Linked DNA regions of Homo sapiens: region 1 is linked to region 2. The links are chromatin loops, found by intact Hi-C in ENCODE. Cell type or tissue: GM12878. All regions are shown on one strand. Links, peaks and the distances in the headings refer to the core of each region. The heading gives the core; the rest is flanking DNA.

What was found. A loop is a pair of places that touch in the nucleus more often than their neighbours do. Peaks named below come from ENCODE experiments on the same cell type or tissue, not always from the same donor. Only the 100,000 strongest peaks of a DNase experiment are listed, where the experiment ranks them.
Region 1: a loop joins it to region 2, with 6 times the contacts of the local background. A loop is called at or near these places in 1 of 110 quality-filtered maps.

What each region holds. Positions count from the first base shown.
Region 1 is chr13:42,473,870-42,485,833 of GRCh38, forward strand. LINC02341 (long intergenic non-protein coding RNA 2341) reads left to right here. Exons shown (of 4, transcript NR_135319.1): 4 at 11,600-11,964. Among named protein-coding and RNA genes, the nearest start is that of LINC02341, 55 kb to the left of the region's middle. In GM12878, for the core only: a CTCF peak has its summit at 4,857 (motif pointing left); a DNase peak (open chromatin) is centred at 4,892.
Region 2 is chr13:42,372,752-42,384,715 of GRCh38, forward strand. No RefSeq gene overlaps it. Among named protein-coding and RNA genes, the nearest start is that of LINC02341, 46 kb to the right of the region's middle. RefSeq lists an enhancer at 5,258-5,337 and a silencer at 8,708-8,777. In GM12878, for the core only: no CTCF peak of the experiment used is centred there; DNase peaks (open chromatin) are centred at 5,120, 5,860, 7,790 and 8,231; H3K4me3 peaks cover 1,091 bases; H3K27ac peaks cover 5,010 bases.

The DNA.
Region 1 (11,964 bases), core at 1,717-9,716, 100 kb after region 2:
GGATCTCAACCCCAACTCTGCTGTTTACTTGCTATCTGACTGCAGAGAGGTAACGAAAATCTCTGTGATTCAGTCTCATCATCTAAGAAACAGGAATAATAATAGAAAAATAACCTAAAATAATATATAATACAATATCATATAAAACAATAGGGCTGGTGTGAGATTAAGAGAACTGGTCCATAAAGCACTAAACATGGTGGCTGACACAGAGGAAATGCTCAGTCAGCATCAGGTGGCTCTTTAGATATGCAGTTGTGATCACATCTGGAATTCACTATGTGCTTAAAATGGATACTTTATATGAAGTCTGTCTATTTGAGATATCCCAAAAAATTAAAAATCAAGCTGACTGGTCTTTTGAGAATGAAAGATGTGGGGAAAAATGCAATGAAGATTGAATTTGGGTCAATTACTCACTGTCTTGCTTGTTCGGGAATTATGACTAGAAGTGTTAATAAAAGAATTAAGCCATGAGTTACTCTCAGAAGTATTGCTATAAACATTTGACCTCTGCTACCATCCCTGTTGTAAGGACTCATTGAACACTTACATGTTGCATGGTGCGTGCTCATTAATTTTTCTATTGCACTAAAGTTAACATTCTACATAGATATCAAAATTATTCCTACTTCACGAGTCTGTATCAGAAAAAGATTTTCAAGACAAGTGCCATTGCTTATGACTTTTCTGAACATAGGTCATGGGAAATCTAATCAGCATCAAAACTATGCTAGCATTTCTCATATTTTATTTTGAAAGGACAGCAAATGATCTCAGGATGGTACTGGCCCATCTCTCCAAACACTCTCTGTTGTTGCATGATAGAAGAGTGTGTGAGAATTCAAATGATAATTCATAATGGATTTGAAGGATGTCTTCTTTCTTGGTGATGAGGGGCTAGCATAAAGGGAACTTGGTTGACTTCCAATCCTTGAAGCTATTGCTTCTGATTCACTTCTGTTAAGCAGATATTTTTGGATAATGATACTATAGGATAAATGCTGATTAGGTCCATTGTTAGCAGAGGGGAGCTGAGCTAAAGCAATTTGCAAGTTGTGACTGTAGTTGCTTGATGAACTATTGAACTAATTGCCTACATTGCTGAACTAACTAAAGAATTTCTTTAAGTTAGAGGATGATGACAGGGAAGAGACTATTTACAAATAGTGCTTCTTGTACAGCTGGGTAGAATTTAGGGTCATTCATTTATGTTCAGCATTTCCAAAGGTTAACAATATGAATCATACAACTGAAATTGGCATCACATGGCTTTAGAATGTCACCACATCAAACACGCAGCTGGCGTCAGGGAAGGAGGCCTGATGTCATTGTATGTTTGGCCTATATGTTTTCTTAACCCAACAGCTAGCTTCCTGTGAAACAGTACATCCGCATGGAATGTCTCCGTGGACTACACGTAGAGTTCAGGATACTTCTGCCATCTTAGTTGTGTGAGTGAGCCAAATCACACAGCCAAATGCCCATTTGGAAAATAGGTTCTGAATTTATACACATGAAAAACCAAGGGAAAAAGATTTGCCTATAGAGAGATCACACCAAGGATACTGAGCTGGGGATGATTAAAATAAAAGTGACATTGACCAGGTAAAATTCCATTTTAGGTGACTGTCGCTGTCACACAGTTCTAGTGATACATTTGCAGCAACCAACTTTGCAAGCTACAAAGGATCAGCCTTATGATCCAGATTTGGCCTTTGATTTGGGGGATGCTATTTGCATTATGGCACTCTTCCTGTGATGAGCTTTATGACTTCTTATTACCCAGTACATAAAACTCTGCTATTGCATTGTGATGACTATTCATTTTAATCTTGAAGAATTTATAACCTGACTCGAGGTGAGTGATTTAAAATAGAAAAACAACCAAAGACATATGTTACAAATACCAGTGCTTCCCCTGAGTTCTCTGAGGCTAGTGTTGGGCTCTCTTGAGGCCAGCATGGTCATGGTTTCTGCTCTACCACCTCTGTGCATCATGAACCTGGAGTGTCTATACCTTCCCCATGTTTAGAACGGACAGATTTGATGGATGAAGAGTCTCCAGCTAAAGTTTCCTGAGGGAAGGTTCTGTCTCTTATGCAGCATTATATAAATCTAGTGTCTGGCATGGTGCCTAATGTATAGTGGGAATATAAGTATTTTGATTGAATGAATAAACAAATATAGATGTGCACATGGGAAGTAGACCACACAGGAAAAGTTACTGTGTATTGATTCATTTGCTGACTAGCAAATAGGATGTTTGGAAATAAATTGGTCATATTGCTATTACCCTCCAAATAATCACATTATTTCTACAGATTGCAATATAGGCATAAGCATCATGTGAAGTAGGTATCCATTCTGATTATAAAAATAAGGTGGTGCCATCTGGGAAGTGAGGAGCGCCTCTGCCCGGCCGCCCCATCTGGGAGGTGAGGAGCGTCTCCGCCCGGCCGCCCCGTCTGGGAGGTGGGGAGCGCCTCCGCCCGGCCGCCCCGTCTGGGAGGTGGGGAGCGCCTCCGCCCGGCCGCCCCGTCTGGGAGGTGGGGAGCGCCTCCGCCCGGCCGCCCCGTCTGGGAGGTGTACCCAACAGCTCCGAAGAGACAGCGACCATCGAGAATGGGCCATGATGACGATGGGGGTTTTGTTGAAAAGAAAAGGGGGAAATGTGGGGAAAAGAAAGAGAGATCAGATTGTTACTGTGTCTGTGTAGAAAGAAGTAGACATAGGAGACTCCATTTTGTTCTGTACTAAGAAAAATTCTTCTGCCTTGGGATGCTGTTAATCTATAACCTTACCCCCAACCCCATGCTCTCTGAAACATGTGCTGTGTCCACTCAGGGTTAAATGGATTAAGGGCGGTGCAAGATGTGCTTTGTTAAACAGATGCTTGAAGGCAGCATACTGGTTAAGAGTCATCACCACTCCCTAATCTCAAGTACCCAGGGACACAAACACTGCGGAAGGCCAAAGGGTCCTCTGCCTAGGAAAACCAGAGACCTTTGTTCACGTGTTTATCTGCTGACCTTCTCTCCACTATTATCCTATGACTCTGCCACATCCCCCTCTCTGAGAAACACCCAAGAATGATCAATAAATACTAAAAAAAAATAATAATAAAAATAAAAAAAAATAAGGTGGTGCATCGAATGGCAAAGTGATTAGGAATCCCTTTGGACAGTTCATTCGTAAGGAATTTGATTCTGAACTTTAAATTCCTTCTGGTAAGGTGAGCTAGCTTGCTTTAGCTAACACTTGCTCTGCCTGATTCTTGCATATCTTGATGCCTCTGTTATAAAGCACAGTAGTGACTAAATCAGTAGAAAACACTGCAGCCACTCCATGGGTCAGGGGGCTGGAGGGGATGATATTTAAGGACCCTTCTGTCCCTGAATTGTTCTAAGCCTATTAAAAAACCAACAAAATAAGACAACAAAAAAGGAAAAAGCCCACTTCCAGAAGCAGTCTTTTCTGTGAAAAAAAAAAAAAAAAAATTAATCAATCTATTATTTGGCATCTTGTTGAAAAGGCACAGTTAAAAAAAAAGATTATGAGACAAGTTTTTTTAATTTGCATTTCTACAAGTTGCTTTGCTGTCATCTAGAAATGGCTCAAGCCTTATGTTTCGGATCTTAGCATGAGTCAGGAGGGGCTTAGCTTCTGCCCCCAACCCTTATCCACCTGCTGATGGTGATGGGGAGGCTTTTGCATTTGTTTCCATGTCAGCTGACCCTTGGGCTTGGGTTCTGGAGCTTGCAATGTCCCTCACAGGGACAGGGACTGATCCTGGAATTGGCCTGGCAGTGTACTCACCCAGCGGGGTGAACTCAGACAACCGACAACTTGGTGACTTCGACAGATGTTTTTGTCTCAAAGCCTTGGGCACCTTGCCCTGCTGTCTCGCATGCAGAGGGTGATGCCTGGCGCCCTGCCTGGTGCCACCAGGAATGAGTGTAGCCCCAGGGAGTACTGCCAAGTCATGTCGGTGAGCTGCTTTCTGGGGGCCAACTGGCCACTGGATAAATGTGTTGGTCGGCGTGTTCAGAACAGTCAGGGGTCACACTAGCTTAAGTATCTCACTGCTTTATGTGGCTGTAACTTCTAAGTCTATGTTCTGTGTTTCAAGCCATTTTGTTTATACATTGCATGTGCTTCATTGTGCAATTGTGGTGACTGAGGGGGTTCATTGGACAGAAGCCATAGGTTTCACGGTTGTGTCTGTAGCAAAATATTAGTGGGAAAACATGCTGCCCCGAGTGTATTCTGGTTCAACTCTGAAGATTGAAGTCACCTAAACAATAAATAAGAGATAAACCCTGCCAGTCAACAACAGATTACATAGACCCACTTTTGGTAAAGCATGGTGCAGTTGAAAAGCACTGAGCTTGTAGTCAGGAAGCCTCTGCATATTCTGCTTCACCATTTATAAGCTGGGCCCTTGAATGTTTTCAATGTATTTTAAATTTGGTCCTGTTCCTATTTTAATAACTTTATTTTGTATTGAAGTATCTCTCAAATTAAAAAGAAAATGAGTGAAGAGGTTGCAAATTTATCAGATTACTTAAGTCTTTGTGCCTCAATTTCCTTACCTGTATAATCGAGTTCATTTATTCATTCAATACACAGCCACAGCAGTTGAATATTTTCTCCCTGCTAGGCACTGGCCTGGGTCCTGGGGGTACAATGGGGAAGAAGACAGACTGGGTCCTGCTCCTGTTCCAGGGAACAGAGTCATTATTCAGGGACAAATCCCAGAGCAAAGAACAAGGTGCTCTTGCAGAGAAAAGAACCCAGAGTCATTGGAATATGGAGGCCAAAGAAAGTTATTCTGCTGGGACCTTAAGCTCCATCTAGAGGTGATGTTTTGCGCTGAGCTAAAAAGATGAGCTGGGATTCTGTCAAGACTTGGAGCAGGAGCAGGGTGAGTGCATTCTGAACAAAGGGGAAAGTGTGTTTGGTCACATGAGGCAATGAAAGAGTATCTGGAAACAGGGAGATGCTGCTCCTGGAGAAAGACAGAGTGGCAGAAGTGCGAAGCGCAGCAGCAGTGAGGTGTTGTGCCTGTACTACCTTACTTCACAGAGGTGCTGGGACCATCAACTATGACAACACTCTGCAGGCTAGGAAAATGATTAACAGAGGTTTTTTTGTTTTTTTTTTTTTCTGATTGTGAAAACAACAAGCATTACATTTAAGGCCAATGTGATTGACAGGATTTGGTGATAGAGTGCCATGGGAGCTGAGGAAGGAGAAACTGAGGATGAGTAGTCATGGATTCACAGACATTAAAGTGCAGATAGTTTTATTTAATTGTAGTTAATTTAGGAAATACACGTTAGTATTAAAAAAAAACAAACCCTCCAGAATCTCTCCCCGGAGAAAGAACTGTAACATTTTGATGTGTTTCTTAACACCTAGGTGTGATTCCTTGTTACTCTCTGTGATGTTTAAACTGAGACCTAAAGATTAAGAAGGGAGTGGTAGCAGAGACATGGGAGGTGCCTCCAGGCAGAGATGAGCTTGTGGAAGGCCCCGAGAGGGGAGAGACCGGCCTGTGGAAGGACCTGGAAGAAGATCAGGGGGCTGGAGTCGAGGGTGAGAGCAAGAGCAGTGGGATGAAGTTGCAGGTTGGCAGCCAGATCACATGGGACCTTGTGGGGCATGCCCAGCATTTGGGCAACTGGGAAGTTTGATGAGTTTTGACCAGGAAACTGATATGCCATGGTCTTTCTTTTCCCAAAGACCACTGATTGTGGGAGGCAGGTGTGGAAGCAGGGAGACCAGATACATTCTCGTGAAAGATTATGGTGGCAGTGGAGATAGAAAGCATTACATTTAAGGCCAATGTGATTGACAGGATTTGGTGATAGAGTGCCATGGGAGCTGAGGAAGGAGAAACTGAGGATGAGTAGTCATGGATTCACAGACATTAAAGTGCAGATAGTTTTATTATACTCAGATAATAGAAGTGAACTGTAGTTAAGATGTTTCTGATTTCCCCATATTTTATCAATGCTCTATCATCACTTATCACTGATTCTTGTGTTTTTCCACTTTAGGCCTTGAAGAAATGCATGTTGGTCGAGAAGATTGCTTTACTTATCCCCTTTGTTTTCTGCCCTTCCTTCTCTCTACCCCTAATTCCAGGAATTTCCATCCCTTTCTGGGTGCTGGTCAGAACTCATAACTCGGAGCCACACCCATGATGTGGCCTAAAGGGGAGGCAGAGGAGACTTGGATGAGCAGACACAAGACATCCCAAAATGTGCTGGACAGGCAGGGGAAGGGAAGTGCTGCCCTTCCTTCTGATGTGGAACCTGCCCTCCCCACTCCCACACTCTGGATGAATCTCTTGCCTCTCTTGATCTTCTAGGTTAAACCAATATCTGGAGGTAAAGCTGAGTTGCTGAAGGTCTCATGAGTAGATGAGAAAACCAGTCTTAGTTTTCTCATCTACTGAGAAATGAGAGAATGAACTCCAGTCAGCTTTAGAACACTGACAAAAGTCAAAGCTGATGGTTTGACATGGAGTTAATGTTGACTGGTTAGGATGACTGGCTGGTGGTGAACTGGAATGTTAGCAGTGGGTATCTCTAACTCGTGAGATTACAGGTGACATTAATTTTCTTCTTTGTAGGTCTGTGTATTTTACAAGTTTTCTGCAATGAGCACGTGCTCTTTAAAAAACCTGATGAAAAATCAGTTTTATTATTGCCATTGCTGTAAAATTATATATACTTCTCAAATTCACCAGTTTTAATAACTATGTGAAATGTGTTTAATTTTAGGGAAAAGATGGCTTAGTTTTTATTGAAAGGAATTACCATTCTGTTTCTTTTGAATGACAGAGCTGAGAGCCCCTAAAAATAGATTGCCTATTTGTAAATCTGCCTTGTATACTTGGAAGTTTCTAAGAAAATGCAAATTGAGATTTTACTCAAAATGTTTAAAAATATAAGTAGTAGGCCAGGCATGGTGGCTCAGGCCTGTAATCCCAGCACTTTGGGAGGCCGAGGTGGGCGGATCACGAGGTCAGGAGATTGAGACCATCCTGGCTAACACTGTGAAACCCCGTCTCTACTAAAAATACAAAAAATTAGCCAGGCATTGTGGCGGGCACCTGTAGTCCCAGCTTCAGGAGGCTGAGGCAGGAGAATGGCGTGAACACAGCAGGCGGAGCTTGCAGTGAGCCAAGATCATGCCACTGCACTCCAGGTGGGTGACCAGTGAGACTCTGTCTCAAAAAGAAAAAAAAAAAAAGAAAGAAAGAAAAAAAATAAGTAGTATATCTAAGAACTTTAACCATATGACTATCATATATAAGCTGTGGCATATGTGTGTATGTGTATACACACATACTTATATATATACACACACACACACAATATACATTTACATACATAAAATTTACATATATAATATACATTTATACATATATGAAATCTTTGTATCACCCACAGAATTTAACTTAGTACCAGAATATTAGTTTTAGTATCTCAATAATTGGTAAATAATTGTTGGAAGTATGTGCTATTCTGGATTTTACTTATTAAAAATGGTAGGAAATGCAAATGACAGGAGGGAGCTTACTTTAAGTTTTTTTTTTTTTTTTTTTTGAGACAGGAGTCTCTGTCGCCCAGGCTGGAGTGCAGTGGCACGATCTCGGCTCACTGCAAGCTCCGCCTCCCAGGTTCACGCCATTCTCCTGCCTCAGCCTCCTGAGTAGCTGGGACTACAAGCACCCGCCACCACACCTGGCTGATTTTTTTTTGTATTTTTAGTAGAGACGGAGTTTCACCATGTTAGCCAGGATGGTCTCGATCTCCTGACCTCGTGATCCACCCGCCTCAGCCTCCCAAGGTGCTAGGATTACAGGAGTGAGCCACCGCGCCCGGCCAAAGTTTTTAAGCTTTTTAAAAACAGCTGTATGTTTGGATGAAAAAAATCAAGTAGGTACAAATAAAAGGACTTGATATAAGAGCAGTACATCCAGAAAGGAGATAGAGGCTTTAATTTACTAAGATCTCAATATGATGTAATGATTAAAAATAAAGAAATATAATTTTAGGCTGCATTAATATAATACAGTATCTTCAACAAGCGATATAGTACTTTTCACTTAAAAACAAGCCCTGTGTAGGCCGGGCATGGTGGCTCATGCCTGTAATCCCAGCACTTTGGGAGGCCGAGGTGGGCAGATAGATCACTTGAGGTCAGGAGTTCAAGACCAGCCTGGCCAACATAGTGAAACTCTCTCTACTAAAAATATAAAAATTGGTCAGGTGTGGTGGAGCATTCTTGTAGTCCCAGCTACTCAGGAGGCTGAGGCAGAAGAGTCACTTGAGCCTGGGAGGTGGAGGTTGCAGTGAGCTGAGATTACACCACTGCACTCCAGCCTGGGCAACAGAGACAGAATCCGACTCAAACACAAAGAAAGACAACCAAAAAACCCACCAAACCCTGTGTAATTTTCTTTGAAGAGAAAATATCTTCACATGGTTCAAATATAAAAAAATATAAAAATATGTTTATTGAAAAATTTACACTCCTTTTCTATCCTGTGTCAGCCTGGTTCCCATCTCCCCCAAGAGGTAAGCACTGGTGTCAACTCATTTATTCTTCTAACGATTTTGTGTAGTTTCAAACATTCTCTTCCTTTTAAACAAATGACAGCATTATGCACAGTGTTCTATACCTCTATGCCTTTTTAAATTAAAAGAGTATTTCAGAAATTATTTAATATTGGTTCTTCTTTATAGCTATATAATATTCCATTGTGTGGATGTACTATGATTAACAAATCCCCTGCTAATAAACAGTTAGGTTTTTCCCTCTTTTCCCTTGGCCAAACAAAGCTTCAGAAAAACATCTTAAAGCATTATGTGTATAAATATATTAGTAAGATAAATTTCTAGAAATGGAATTATTAACTCAAAGGGTATATACTTTTTTTTTTTTTTTTGAGGTGGAGTCTCGCTCTGTCGCCCAGGCTGGAGTGCAGTGGTGCAATCTCGGCTCACTGCAACCTCCGCCTCCCGGGTTCACGCCTTTCTCCTGCCTCAGCCTCCTGAGTAGCTGGGACTACAGGCGCCCGCCACCATGTCTGGCTAATTTTTTGTATTTTTAGTAGAGATGGGGTTTCACCGTGTTAGCCAGGATGGTCTCGATCTCCTGACGTCATGATCCACCCACCTCGGCCTCCCAAAGTGCTGGGATTACAGGTGTGAGCCACCGCACCCGGCCCCTCAAAGAGTATATACATTTTTAAAATTATACAGTTCCTGATAATTTTTCTCTAGGATTAAACAATTTATAGTCCTATTAGCAATGAATAAGAGTAACTATCTACATTCTCACCAACAATGTGTTATCAAGCATATAATTGTATAAGTGAAAAGTGGTATTTCGGTGTAGTTTTTGATTTCTATTTCTTCAATGGAGGGAGGACACACATGTTTCTAGGTTTATAGGTCATTCATATTTCCTTTTCTGTGTACTCTCATTCATACATTTTGTCTAGTTTTCTTTTATGTTGGTTATATTACCCTGTTAAAGCTAAACCCTTACTAGGGTCCAGAAGGCCTTATGATCTGGTACCCAGGTGTGTAAAATTTTCTGTGGATTAGATAATACCAGAGAAAATTTGTGAGAGATGATAAAAATGGAAAAATGATGCTAAAGCATTCCAAAGGCTATGGCCTGGGTGCTCACTTTTGCTTTAAAAACTTCCACATACTGGGAATATTTCCTTGGGAAAATAATCGGATTTCATAGTGGAAATTAGAAGAAAATATTTGTGTTAAGAAAATTCATGTTATCTTCTACTGTGATGGAAATCAACTTTTTCCCCATTAAAAAATATAAATCGTGTTACAGATTCAAGTGCAAGTGATTTTTAAAGTGACATGGCAAAGTGAAATGGAGGATTGAAGCAGTTTTCTGGATAGCCCAGGCTACCACCTGACCACCTCATCTGATATGTACATGTAATTAACAATTTTTCGTGAGAAGTTTAAATCACTATAGCAGTCAACTGTTTTCCAAAATTCATTCTTCTTTTCTTCTACTCTACTGGATTGTTTTCCTAAGCACAAAGAATTTTGCCACAGCTAAAGTCAGTATTTCTCAGCTTCTTATTGCAGCTAGATGTGGCCATGTGATTATGTTTTGGCGATGGGATATGAACAAAAATGATATGTGGCACATTCAAGTCCTGACCTGAAAGGATTGTTATGTGAACATCCATTGTGTCTTCTCCCTTTCTGCTGACTGAGATGTAGTTGTGATAGCGGGAACTGGAGGAGCCACTTTGGACTCAGAGATGGAAAACCTGTGTTGAGGAGTCCTGGACTTTTATGTGAAAACTTCTATTTAAACTATTGTATGTCTGAGTCCTTTGATCACAGCATCTTGTGCTGTATTCCCAAAAGTACAATATCTTTGCTTCATAATAAACTGTCTCCAAATGCAGTGACTTAAAAAAACAATCATTTATTAGCTCCTGATACTGTTGTTTGTCAATATGGTCTATGCTCATCTGGGCAGTTGCCTGGGTTCACTCACATGGCTGCAGGTAGCTGGTGGGTGTGCCAAGGGATAATTGGCTCTGGATGGTCTAATTCATGTGATTGACAGGGGCAGTGGGAGCAACTGTGTTCCATGTCTCTAGCATTTAACAAGTTCAGGCTTCTTCTCATGGTGGCTGGATTCCAAATGTAACCAGAGATAGCAAGCCCCAGTGAGCAATCACTTTTTACACCCCTGCTTGTGTTATACTTGGTAATGCCACACTGGCCAAAAAAAATAGCATGGCCAAACCAAGAGTGAATGTGGGAAGGTGTATATTTACAGCAGGGTTTCTGAACAGCAACACTACTGATATTGGGGCTGGAAAATTCTTTGTCTTGTGGGCCATCCTGTGCATTGTAGGACATTCAACAGCATTCCTGGCTTCTACCCCTCAGATATCAGTAGCAGTTCAGGCCATAACCTTCACACACCCCAGACCATAACACACAAACATGTCTCTAACATTGCCAATGACCTTTGCATGGAAAAATTGCCTTCAGTTGAAAATAACTGGTTTACAGGGAGATGTGAATCTGGTGTGAAACTTTGAGGACTATTAATGCAACAATCTGCCACATACAACAATTGATATAGTCAGCTTATTTTTCTTTGCTGTGTTGTTACTCTTAAATTCGGACACTGTTGCTAATTATCTCCACTGATGTGTATGTTTTTGAAAGCTGTTGTTTAGTTCAAGGACTCAGCCCTTGTGTTTAGAGCTTGATGTTGTTTGTGATTCTGCCTTTTATACTTGGACTACTAGCACAAAACTGGCCTTAGTTACTAGAAAATATTAGTATTGTGCTATATTGGATTATTATACTCAAATCTTTCCTTCTTCTCTGTAATAATACATTTCTTCCTGTTGTCAGGTGACTTACCATGCCTCACAGGAGGCAGAATACACATCTTTGCTCCATTGTCCTTGGGCTTGGCCGTGTGACTTGTTTTGACAGATAGAGGGTGGGCATATGTAAATGCCAATTCTGACAGAGGTTTTAAAAGGCTTTGCATGTTTCTGCAGGTCTCTCTTGTGCTCCTGCCTCCTGCCATGAGAACAGCAAGTCCCAGGTAAGAACTAATCCTTCTGCCTAACTCTCCATAGGAGAAAACCTGAACTTGACCTACGTTCTGGAACAGAGCCACCCAGATGACCCACAGACACTGGGAGAGAAATGAAGACTTATTGTTTTAGACTTTGATATTCTGGAATTGATTGCAGCATCATTACGGCAAAAGCTGACTAATACAATTCCATTTGTTATTCTATTAAGTTCTTTTTGTTAAAAAAGTATATAACCATTGTTGAAAAATTAGAAAATACAGAAAATCAAAATGAAGAAAAAAATTGGGTAGGAAGACAGGCTCAAACAACTATGATGCAATTAC
Region 2 (11,964 bases), core at 584-8,583:
CTCTTGAATTGTTAGTAATGTCTTCTTTATAGAGTCTCATTGAATTTTTTTTTTTTTTGAGGTGAAGTCTCACTCTGTCACTCAGGCTGGAGTGCAGTGGTGGGATCTTGGCTCACTGCAACCTCCAACTCCTGGGTTCAAGCGATTCTTCTGCCTCAGCCTCCTGAGTAGCTGGGACTACAGGCACACACCACCACAACAGCTAATCTTTTGTATTTTTAGTAGACATAGGGTTTCACCATGTTGGCCAGGGTGGTCTTGAACTCCTGACCTCAGTGATCCGCCAGCCTTGGCCTCCCAAAGTGCTGGGATTACAGGCATGAGTCACTGCGACTGGCTGAGTTTTTAATATTTCTCACAGTGCCCATGATAGTGCTGGGCCTAGTATTCACTCAATAAATATAAACAGAATTGATGTGAATATCTTCATCAAGTTTATAAGCTTCATCACTGTGGTTGTGGCTTTTTTGGCAACAATGGACCCTGCGTATATAGGCGTTGCTCGCCAATTCTAGATGTGACTTGGAAACTGTGTGACTTAAAATGTGAAGCAGCTACCTATTTACCTCAGGATTTATCACTTTAAATCATCTTCAGTTTGCATATCAACTGATGTGATGACTGACAGGTTCACTTTGGTCCCTGTTTCTTTTCATCAAAGTTAATGATCACTCATCAAACCTAGAGAAGAAACTTCATAGTCACTAAGGAAAAAAGGATACAAAATCCTTCCCCTTAAGGAATTTACAAATTAAGGTGATTATTCTTTTTAGAAAAACTTGTGGGAATTTACAGGGGCTGTGGTAAAGTGGGTTAAATACAACGAATCCTAAGACAGACAGAACCTACCCCGTGTCCCCTCGAGTGGGTGGCCAGGCAAGTATGATGACAGACACATGCTGAGACATACAGGTTTAGAGTTAGAAACTGTCAGAATCTCTATTATTTGGTTGAGCTTGTCATTGTGAGCTTCTGTGGAAAGGAGACAAAATTCTAATAGCCATTGCAACACTAAAAACTTCTCTGGGTTTAAAATTTTTTTAATTAAAGACATAAGACTCAAGTAAATATTAATACAACTGCTAATAATGACAGTAATAAAACTCAGGAAATTTATTTTAAACTCACTTATATCCAAAGTAGTTAATAACAATTTTTGACTTTCATTATGCCTTCCTCCAGCCATTTGTCATGACTTTCTAAAAGCTATTAAAACATGTTTTACAAATGGAAGTTTACATTTTAGATGAGTGGATGCAGGTGCTTGCAAAAAAAAAAAAAAACCACTTTGTCAACAAGAGGGTCCTTATTTCTATCTATTTAATGGAAGAAAATCAAAACGTAGAAATCTGCCATTTAATCATGCAAGGTAGCATCACCTCAATGTAATCAGCTAACCAAAATCTCCTTGTTCAATTTACTAGTCATAAACCCAATTATTTAAAATTCAGGAAACAGATAAAGTGACCTGCATAGTTAATTCAGTTTTTCCCCCTTAAAATACAATCACAATTATTTATTGAGCACTGACAATTGGAAAGGCACTGGGCTAGGTACTGGAAAGAATTATAAAATGACATGGAATCTCTTCCCGTGGCACTTGGTTCATGCTTCCTTTAATTTTTTTCCCCCACTTCAAAGTACTTGAGGTGTCCTAGTCCATTTTGTGCTGCTATAAGAAAATAACTGAGACTGGGTAATTTATATAGAATAGAAGTTTACTTCTCACAGTTCTGGAGGTTAGAGTTTCAAGATCAAGTTGACTGCAGGTTCGGGCATCTGATGAGGGCTGCTGTCTGCTTCCAAGATAGCTCCTTGAAAACTGCATCCTTCAGAGGGAGGAGCACTGTGTCCTCACATGGAGGAAGGCGGAAGGCAAAGAGGAACAAACTCCCTTTGTCAAGTTGTTTTGTAAGGGTGCCTGATCCCATTCTTGAGAGAGGTGCTCTCATGGCCTAATCACTTCTTAAAGGCCCCACCTTCTAATACTATTTTAAATTTTGGAGGGGACATGTTCAAACTATAGCAGTCGAGTATGGTATTCTGATCACCATTGTATTTATCTGCTTCAGACAAATTTGGAGAATTTGACTTAAAGCACAGCTGTTGATAGCCCCAAATTCCATTCCAGCACTTCTTTGCTATATAGTCTGGCCATCATCCATCCCCCTTAGACCAGATGTAATACATTGTAGGATGAAGTAGGTGTTTCATGTGATGGAATGGGTATTAACCATCCCATAGATTGGATTAATTTTAGAATGTCACATCACTTCAAGTCTTGTTGGCATGCTCAGAACTTATGCTTTCTGAGGCAACTTGAGTGGCTGCCTACAGCAGGATGAATCCTGTGGCTTGTGACAAACCTGGCTTCTGCCTGTGTCTATGAGGCACCACGGCAAAGATGCCATGGCTCTGAATCCCAGCTTCACTGTGCTTAGTACATGGTCTGGAACAGAGAATGCACTTCATGTATCTTCATTATCACCACTGCCACAACTACCAGATGAGCTTAGTCAACCTGTTCACTGAGGCTTCCTGAGAGTGATGCCTATTTTATTTACCTTGCAATATTATTGTGAAAATTATAAGAAAGTTTGCATAAAAAGTAATTTGCATAGTGTCCAATAAAGAGTAGAATTAAGGAAAATGTAACTACTACTATTATTGATGTTGTTGTTACTATTATTATCACTACTGAGGCTGGAAGAATATCTACTTCTGCTGTGCCATCAGTACAATACATCATGACAATGGATTATAGCAATTATTGCTCTAAGGCACTGACATTTTCTAAACAGATAAAACATTGTATCAACTGCTGTTTTTATAATTTGGAACTGACATCATCATATATTTGTAGGCACACCATAAAAATCTCTTCATTAACACACTGATAGCATCTTTTATTTTCCTTCACTCAGAGTTTTTTTTTCTGCCAACAATTAGTCTTGATTTCATCAAAAGCAATGATTACCTAAAGGAATATTGACATTCTACAGAACTATGTCCTTCTTGCATTTTTGTAGTTGTCATGGGAAATTAAGATCAGATCAGAGTCATAGCTTATAGTATAGGAAATATATGGTTCAAAAACAGCACAAGGTATTTGATGTGGTCACCAGATAACCTTGAATTGTAGACCCTTGCCAAACACTGCAGAAATGCTTTGGGCTGGAGTGTTCTTGCTTCACAGACTTCTTCATTTTATGATTGCCAGAGTCATTGAAAATAAATTTTGGATTGTGCTAAAGGGAAATAACAAAGATACTATCTGGGATCAGTCTCTCAGATTTGACAGACAATTTCATGCTTTTAATTGATTCCAATCTTTGCAAAAAAGTGGAACGAAGTAATAGACAAAAATTAACAACAAAGATGCCAGAAGTGACTATCATTGCATGAAACTTTTGCTGTGTTGTTTGCAAATTGCGTTCCAGTACTATATTCTCATTTGTTGAAAGATATTAGAAAAGAATCCAATCCCCAAGCTTTGTAAAGATTTTGATGTTGTGGCATATAGTAATCGTATTCATTTCCCCCTTTATCCTTTTTGTATTATAATCTTCCAAGTTCTAATTGGGCACACAAACTCCTTTTCCTGGGGTAACTTAAGCTAGATATGTGATTAAATTCTGGCCAATGGGATGTGAGTTGCAACTTCTTGCTAATACCCTTTAAAAAGAAACTGATTGCTCTGTACTCTCTTTTACCCTTCCTTTGGGGCAGAATAAAGAGGAGGTGCTGCAGATAAGAGCAACATTCTAGGGAATGTTGCTAGGGCAACAAGTGGAAACACTTGGAAAAGTGTATTTGGCTCTATAGAAATTAGATTTAATTTTTTTTAAAAACAGAAGATGATCCTGGGTCCCTGGAGGACCTCATGGAGCAGAGTCAGCTTCTTGGCCTTGCCTTACCCACAACCTATGTGCTCCTCTGTTAAAAGGAAATATTTTTCCATTCTGCTTGAGGCACTGTGTTTTGTGTAACTTTGCTACAGCAACTTGGGCTATGCCCTAATACTAGATGTGTTCTAAATTTTCCACACTTGCTGTTTTCCCATTGGATGAAGGGCTTGTGAGACACAGCATATGTTAAAAAAAAAAAAAAGACTTCTCTATTACTCTTTTTCAAGGTGGCAGACAAAGTTCAAATTCACATTATAGGCTCTTTTAGTATATTACATGTCCTCAGCACTGGTACTTGGTTCCCTCCCTCCCTCCCTTCCTTCCCTCCTTCCTTTTTTCCTTCCTTCCCCTCCTTCCTTCCTCCCCCCACCCCCTTTGTCTTTCTTTCTTGAGACAGGGTCTAGCTCTGTTGCCCAGGCTGGAATACAGTACGTCCCATCCTTGCTCACTGCAGCCTCGAACATCTGTGCTCAATGAATCCTCCTGCCTTAGTCTCCTGAGTAGCTAGGACTGTAGGAGCATGCCACCATGCCAAGCTAATTTTCTATTTTTGTAGAAATTGGGTCTTACTATGTTGCCCAAGCCGGTTTTGAACTCCCTGCTCTTGACCTCCCAAAGAGTTGGGATTACACACGTGAGTCACTGTGCCTAGCCAGTACTCAATTTCATTTTGAAAGTTGTATTTCTGTTTTATTTTTGTTAAATGGAATTAAAATGTCTGTGCAGTGTCTATCATAACCTAGTACAAAAGCAATAAAACTATTGTAAGCACTAAGCAATGTGGTCATTATTGACTTCTTTTTCTAGCAAAGGAAAGAGATAGGAAAATGGCTTTTGCATGGGGAATTTAATGTGTCACAGAAAATGATATAGAAGATAATGTAAATTGTGATGATGTGAACGCGGAGTAGTTTGTGTCGAGCATGATGGCCAATGGCAGCTAACTATGCCCTTCTGGAAACAGATGCACCCCTTTGCGTATATCAAATCTCCAAGCTGCACTGCACCAAAAGAACCCTGGGCACCATGTTACTTAGCTGGAAGGAAATGGGGAAGCTGTGGGAACCCCTATAAAACTCCCTCTGACATATTTAGCCTGTGGCTTGTGGGTATTCACTCAAACTCCAGGAGTGTGGGTTACCTTTAGTCAAATCTGAAGGAGTTTTGCATCTGTCACCCAATGCAGAGCTGAAGGAGAGGGAGCAGGTGTGAAATACAACCCAGACTTCCTTTTTAGTCCCAGTGGGGGTACATTTTTGTCTCACTGTTACCCTTGGTAACTCTGGGATGGTAAATAGTGAGATGAGTAATTCAGAAAGTGGAAACGGAAAGTGTTACTATATCTGCTACGAAGCTTTGCATCAGAAAAGTACTTCCTTTGCTTCTAAAGAGACTTGAAGAGTTTTGGGCTTCTTCTTCTTCTCTCTAGGTAGCTTTTTATTATCTCATGTTATAGTTACTTACATAAACGTATTGCTGGGAATTCTAGTAGCACAGGGATTATAGGAGTTTCCTGTGATTTAACTAAATCACTGGTGTCTTCAATACCATGTCCATGCTTCCCCCACAAACATCAGAGAAAATGACTTCTTGGCATGGGAAGTTTATGAGTCCAGAAATAATCTATATTTAGTATTTTTGGCATGGAGCCCTCCATAATCTGGCTCCAGGCTGCCTTATTCCTAGGCTCTGCCTCTTCCCTCCGTGTGATATCATATCAGATGGCAGAGGCAATGGAACCATCAGACTAGATTGTGGTTTTGGGCCACAAAGCATGACCCATCAGTCTTTCAGATTCTTAGTAGATGGGATGACCCCATGAGCTTTACCACCATAATTTTATTTTTACACCCATGAAAGTCATGGGCACTAGTTGGTGAGATCCAGAGGCCAATCCTGAGGTCCTGAGATGGTTCTCCAGGAGGGAGGTGCGTAGGAAGTGAGAGGTCACACTGTCTTCTCACACTAACCTCAGCCTCAGGGTGTGAGGCCAGCTTCAGAGGGGAGACCACAGTTCTGGGGCCCAGCCGTTTCAGCCACTGCCTTCTTGCCTTCTTTACTAAGGTCGTTAACAAGCATACTCATTAGTGGCAATTTCCCTGGTGGTTTTTGTGATGTGGGATTTGTTTGCTATGAAATGGCTGAATCCGCAAATCATTTAAAATAGTCAATCCTACTGGAGATAGAAATAACTCCTTGCCTGTGTTGATCCTAGCTAGTGACCAGTGTCCAGGAGGTGAAATCTTGGGAAGAGAGGCCTGGGCTTCTGACTCAGCAGAAACCACCGTCTTGACATTTTTAGTCTTTTCTTTGGTCTTGTCCTACTATAGAGACTTCTTTCTACAGGCCAGATTTGACAAAATAGCCCTACCAAATCATAATCAGAGGTGCACCAGCCACCCTCCCCCAATAAATTTGGCCTTATTTCTTGTTACCCTGATGATGCTCAGGATTCATAATACATATCTCTAAGGAATCTCCAGATTTGTATAATACTTGAAACAGAATATCCAAGAAGAGGAGAAAAAGAAATGGCTACAATAGATCAGTCCTCCACCAGGAGTGGCTTGAATCTCAGGGGAGGTTTGACAATGTCTGGAGACATTTTTGGTTTTCACAACAATGGGAAGGGGGTTTGTACCACTGGTGTCTAGTGGGAGGTCCCAGGAAGCTGCTAAATGTCTTACAACATGCAGGACAGTCCTCTACAACAAAGAACTATTCAGTCCAAAATGTCAATAAGGCTGAAACCCTGAAATAGAGGAAGACAAAGAGGTCTTCATATATCCTGCAGTTTAAGAAATGGGTTTTAAATATTTACTGAGCATCTATTATGTATATAAATGGTGCTTTTTTTATGAGATGGTCCAAGGAATAAAAGTCACATTCACGAACATCAAAAAGTTTCCAGTTTACTTGGAGATGGTACATACACAATGAAATTGTGTGTTATTTATTACAGCAATACTTCACTTGCAATGGAGATTGATACTTATATTGGTTTGCTAGGGCTGCCATAATAAAGTTGGCTTAAATAACAGAAATTTATTTTCTTTCAATTCTGGAGGCTGTACGTCCAAGATCAAGGTGTCAGCTGAGTTGTTTTTTGCTGAGGCCTCCCTCCTTAGCTTGTAGGTGGCTGTCTTCTCTCTGTGATTTCACATGGTCTTCCTTCTGTCTTTGTCTGTGTCCTTATCTCTTCTTCTTATAAGGAGACCAGTTATTTTGGATTAGGGCCCACTCTATGTGCCCTCGTTTTAATGCAATGACCTTTTTAAATACCCTATCTCCAAATGCAATCACATTCTGAGGTACTGGCTGGTTAGGACTTCAACATATAAATTTGGGGAAGATGCAATGTAGCTCAGAACAGTACTCTCGGGTTATAACTTGGTAGCCAACGGTAGAAAGTTAAAAAGCAGCACAGAAATTCATTTTAGAGTATTATGTAAGAGCTGTCACACTAAGAAAAATATTTAAATTTTTCTAAAACTAAAAGAAGGAATATGCTTAAGAGATCTGTTGTACAACATGGTAACTGCAAAAGTCACAGCAAGTTAGTAATGGAGCTACTTTATAATTTACTTTCATCCTACCCTCAATTAATTTACTGGAATTCAACTACTGGGTAAAAGAAAACAAACAGAGAGGGCTTAGGGCAGATATCATGGGTCCTGGACCATTAAGCCTCAAACAGTCCAGCCTTGCTAGAAAGTTTAGGGGAAGAATTATGTGTTTAAAATAAACCTTAAAAAATTGAAGTATTATGATCATACAGAAAAGCGCACAGTCACCAGTGTTCAGCTTGATGAATTATGACACAGTGAGCACACCTGTATTAACCACAGCCAAGGTCAAGAAACAGAACTTCATCATAACCCCAGAGGTTCCCTTGTCCCACTCACTGCCAGCCCTGGTTTCTCTTCCTCCCTCTTGTAAACGATTTTAATGATTTTCCAGCCTCCCTCAGAGAAGAGAAGCACTTTGTTCAGGAGGCCTGGCCGAGGCTGGTGGAAGAGTGGAGGAATCAACTGAAGAATTAATTGAAAGTCATAGAGAAACAATGACCAACAAAGAATTGGGAGAACAGACACAGAATTGTATACGTATAGCCTTTTATTCCAGGCAGTATTCTAGGAACAGTTTAAGACATTTTTAAGGGCATTTTCCACTCTTTACGATTTTCACTTGAGTACTGTTTAGGTTTTAACCAAACTTCGTGTCATCTTAAATCGCCCTGAGAACCGGCGGGGGTTCTCTGCTCAGCGGAGGCTGAGGCTCTCAGCTGGCTCACAGCTTTAGGGAAGCTGCTACTTCCTCCTACTCACCTGCCCTTGAGCGCAGGGTGCACAGAGGGGAGGGGGCAGAGAGCAAGACGACTGGGCCAGCTCAGAGCCAGACAGTCCTACCTCAGTTTACTCATTCTGTCTCAGGGATGAGAGATGAACAAGGTCCCTAGAAAGAGAGTGAGTTGATTCAGCTGCCCTAGGGAAACAGCTCCATTCTGCTTATGGCCTCAGCCAACTGAGGTCCACAGTGCCAGATAACCTCACCCCAGCGTGGGGCTGCGGCCCACGCCCCCTCGTGAGAGGTGAAGCCAGCAGGACTTCCTGGGTCCAGTGGAACTTGGAGAACTTTTCTGTCTTACAAGAGGATTGTAAAATGCACCACTCAGCACTCTGTAGCTAGGATTGTAAAATGCACCAATCAGCACTCTGTAGCTTCCTAGAGGTTTGTAAAATGCTCCAATCAGTGCTCTGTAAAAATGCACCAATGGATGGTCTGTAGCTAGCTAGAAGTTTGTAAAATGCACCAATCAGTGCTCTGTAAAAACGCACCACTCAGCACTCTATAGCTAGCTAGAGGTTTGTAAAATGGACCAATCAGCACCCTGTAAAATGGACCAATCAGCACACTGTAAAATGGACCAATCAGCAGGACATGGGCGGGAACAAATAAGAGAATAAAAGCTGGCCACCTCAGTCAGCAGCAGAAATTTGCTTGGGTCCGTTTCCACGCTTTGTTCTTTTGCTCTTCACAATAAATCTTGCTGCTGCTCACTCTTTGGGTCCCTGCCACTTTTAAGAGCTGTAACACTCACTGCAAAGGTCCGCGGCTTCATTGTTGAAGTCAGTGAGACCGCGAACCCACTGGAAGGAACAAACTCCTGGACACACTCGCTGGTGCATTGGTGATGCAGCCCAATCAGATTAGCAACCCCTCCTCTTGGGGCAGAGCTAAGAGGGGTGTGTCCCTGTTATAGACAAGATTAGGAGCAATCAAGGGAGAACCACTGCACGTGCTAAGGAGGGTGTAATTGGGTTGGCTGGCTGTGGCTGAGCTGGGGAACAGGAGTGTGGGGTGCTGGGAGTTGGGTAGGGTGATGAGTTCATGTTGAGAAGTGGCGAAAGTAGGAAAGGAGTGACAGGCCAGACGTTGAAGGTCTTGAATATTGGGAAACAGATTTTAACTGTGTTGTATCTTGTAGGTTACTGGGAAACGGTTGTTGGATCTTGAGCAGAACAGTGACAAGGTTGTATTTCACGAAAATTGTAAATCAGTGGGGGGTGGGGGCCAGGGAGTATTGCGGGGAGAGAACGGAGCTAAGAGAGGAAGGGAGACCGTTGAAGGACAGGTGATGCACATCTAGATTAGCATGTGGCCTCCAGGAAATGGATGAAGTTTAGAGAAGTACTCAGTCCTAGCATCAGGCTTCAGACAAGGGGCAGGCTGGGGAGCTTCTAACAAAGCCCCGAGAAATTTTTTTCTTTTGGACCTGAGTGAGTAGCGGGTTGAGTTAATCATACTCTTCTGTGTATAATCACCGTCATCATTAGTTCACTGGCGCCCTCACTTAGTTTGTGTATTCATTTGCTTAGTCATTCATTTTTTTAATCCCCATTCTGCACTGTTGTTATTCTCCCCCCTTATATGCAGCTTGTCTAATGTTTGTGCTTTTTTGTTTCTGAGTGTTCTTTCAAAGTGTTTGTTGTTTTCTTGTTTGTATGTTATTTTAAAAACTTTTTATTGTGGAGGGGAATTTTGAACATATCCAAAAAGACATAGAAGAATATAATAAATCCCGTGTGCCCATCATTCATCCTTAACTACCATCAGGCCATGGCCAGTCCTACTTCATCTACATCCCATCCACTGCCTGCCTTCCACACATCAGATCATTTCTCCCATAAGTATTTGAGTGTGTTTTTCTGCAAGATAACACAACCACAAAATCCTCATCAATAGCTTTAAAAGAACAATGTTTTCTTAATATCAAAAAGCTAATCCTCAAATTTCCAATCTTCTAATGACTGTTATTTTTTCCACAGTTTGTTTATATGAGTCCAGATTTAAATAAGGCCCAAACATAGTGATTAAACATAGTGATTGGTTTATATTTCTATAAGTCTCTTTTAATTAGCAGGTTTCTTACCGAATCTGTTTCTTTTTTCCCCTACAGTTTGTTTGTTGAGAAACTCAGGTCTTTTGTCCCGTAGAATTTAACAAAGTGTAGATTTTGCTGATTGCGTCCCTGTGGTGTAGTTTAACGAGTTCCTCCGTTCTTTTGTAGTTTCTTTGAGTTGGTAGCTGAATCTAGGGATCTCATCACATCTGTATTTAATTTTTTTAACAAGACTGTTTCATGGTTTGTCTTGTGTTCTTTCGTCAGGATGTGCATAACGTGGTTGTCTCTTTTTTATGTGACATTAGCAGCCACTGATGATCAAAGCCTAGGACTATTTATTTTTGTATTACTTATCTATTGCTGTGTAACACTATTGATGCAAACTTAGTGGTTTATAGCAAAACATATTAATTATCTCAGTGTTTATGGATCAAAATCCAGGCATGAATCAGCTGATTCCTCTGCTTCCAGATGTCTCAGAAGTCTGCAAACAAGGTGTTGACCAGGGCTGGGGTGTCACCTGAGGCTTGACTAATATAGGATCCCCTTTCAAGTTTATGTGGCTGTTGGCAGGATTTCATTCTTTGGGGGTTGTCTAACTAAGGGCCTCATTTCCTTGCTGGCTGTTGGTCAGAGGCCACCGTTAGTTGCTTGCCCTGTGAGCCTCCCCATATAGCAGCTTAGTTCATCAACTTCAGCAGTACAGAGACCCATAGAGAAAGCCTGCTAGCAAGAGAGAGGCTACAATTGTATGTAACATAATCATGGAAGTGACACCCATAGCTTTTACATATTGTGTTGGTTGGAAGTAAATCACAGGTCCCATCCACACTCAAGGGGAGGGGATTGCACAATGGTGTAAGTATCAGGGATAATTGCAGGCTGTCTTAGAGTCTATTTGCCACAGTTGAGTTTGCAAACTGATGATATTGTAATTCTGGGATTTCTTCTTTGTTTACTAGCTGGAATATTTCTATAAGAAAAAACTTCTCCTTGTATTGTTTGACTATCCATGGTATATTTTAGAAAGGGATCAGAATAAATGCTTGATTCTTCCCTTTTACTTACCAGTTTTAAAAACTAATAAGTTGATTCCCTTGCATTCTCCAATGGTGGTCAATTACATGGGCAGGTATTGTTAATTATGTAAATATTGTGCTAAATATTGTATTCTGTTTATTTCCTTTTCAGAAACTCAGTACTGTGTTTTAAAGATCTATTCATAATGATGTGCGTACATCTGGTTCTTAGCTTCTACTTGTTGAAGAGTCTTCATGGTGCGTGTAACCCCTTTCACCTATCTACTCAGCCAATGGACACCAAGACTGCCTCCAAGTCTCTGCCACGATGACCATTCTCATACAGCTTCCCTCATGGACTCACACACCTGCAGTGGAATTGGTGAGTCATACAGTGTAACTAAGTAGTCAGTTTGCTTAAGTAGTGCCAGATTGCTTTCCAGAATGGCTGCACAAAGCTGTTCTCTCATGAAAATGATTTATTACCATATGTAGCTTAGCTTAAGGTGGGAGGAAACACCTTAGTATCTTCATGAATTTTATGCCCTTCACTAAGCTGAACTAAATTTCTTAAGAAGGTTTCCTATCAGAAGCATCCAAGTTACTCCATATCTCCAAAGCCACAGCCGTG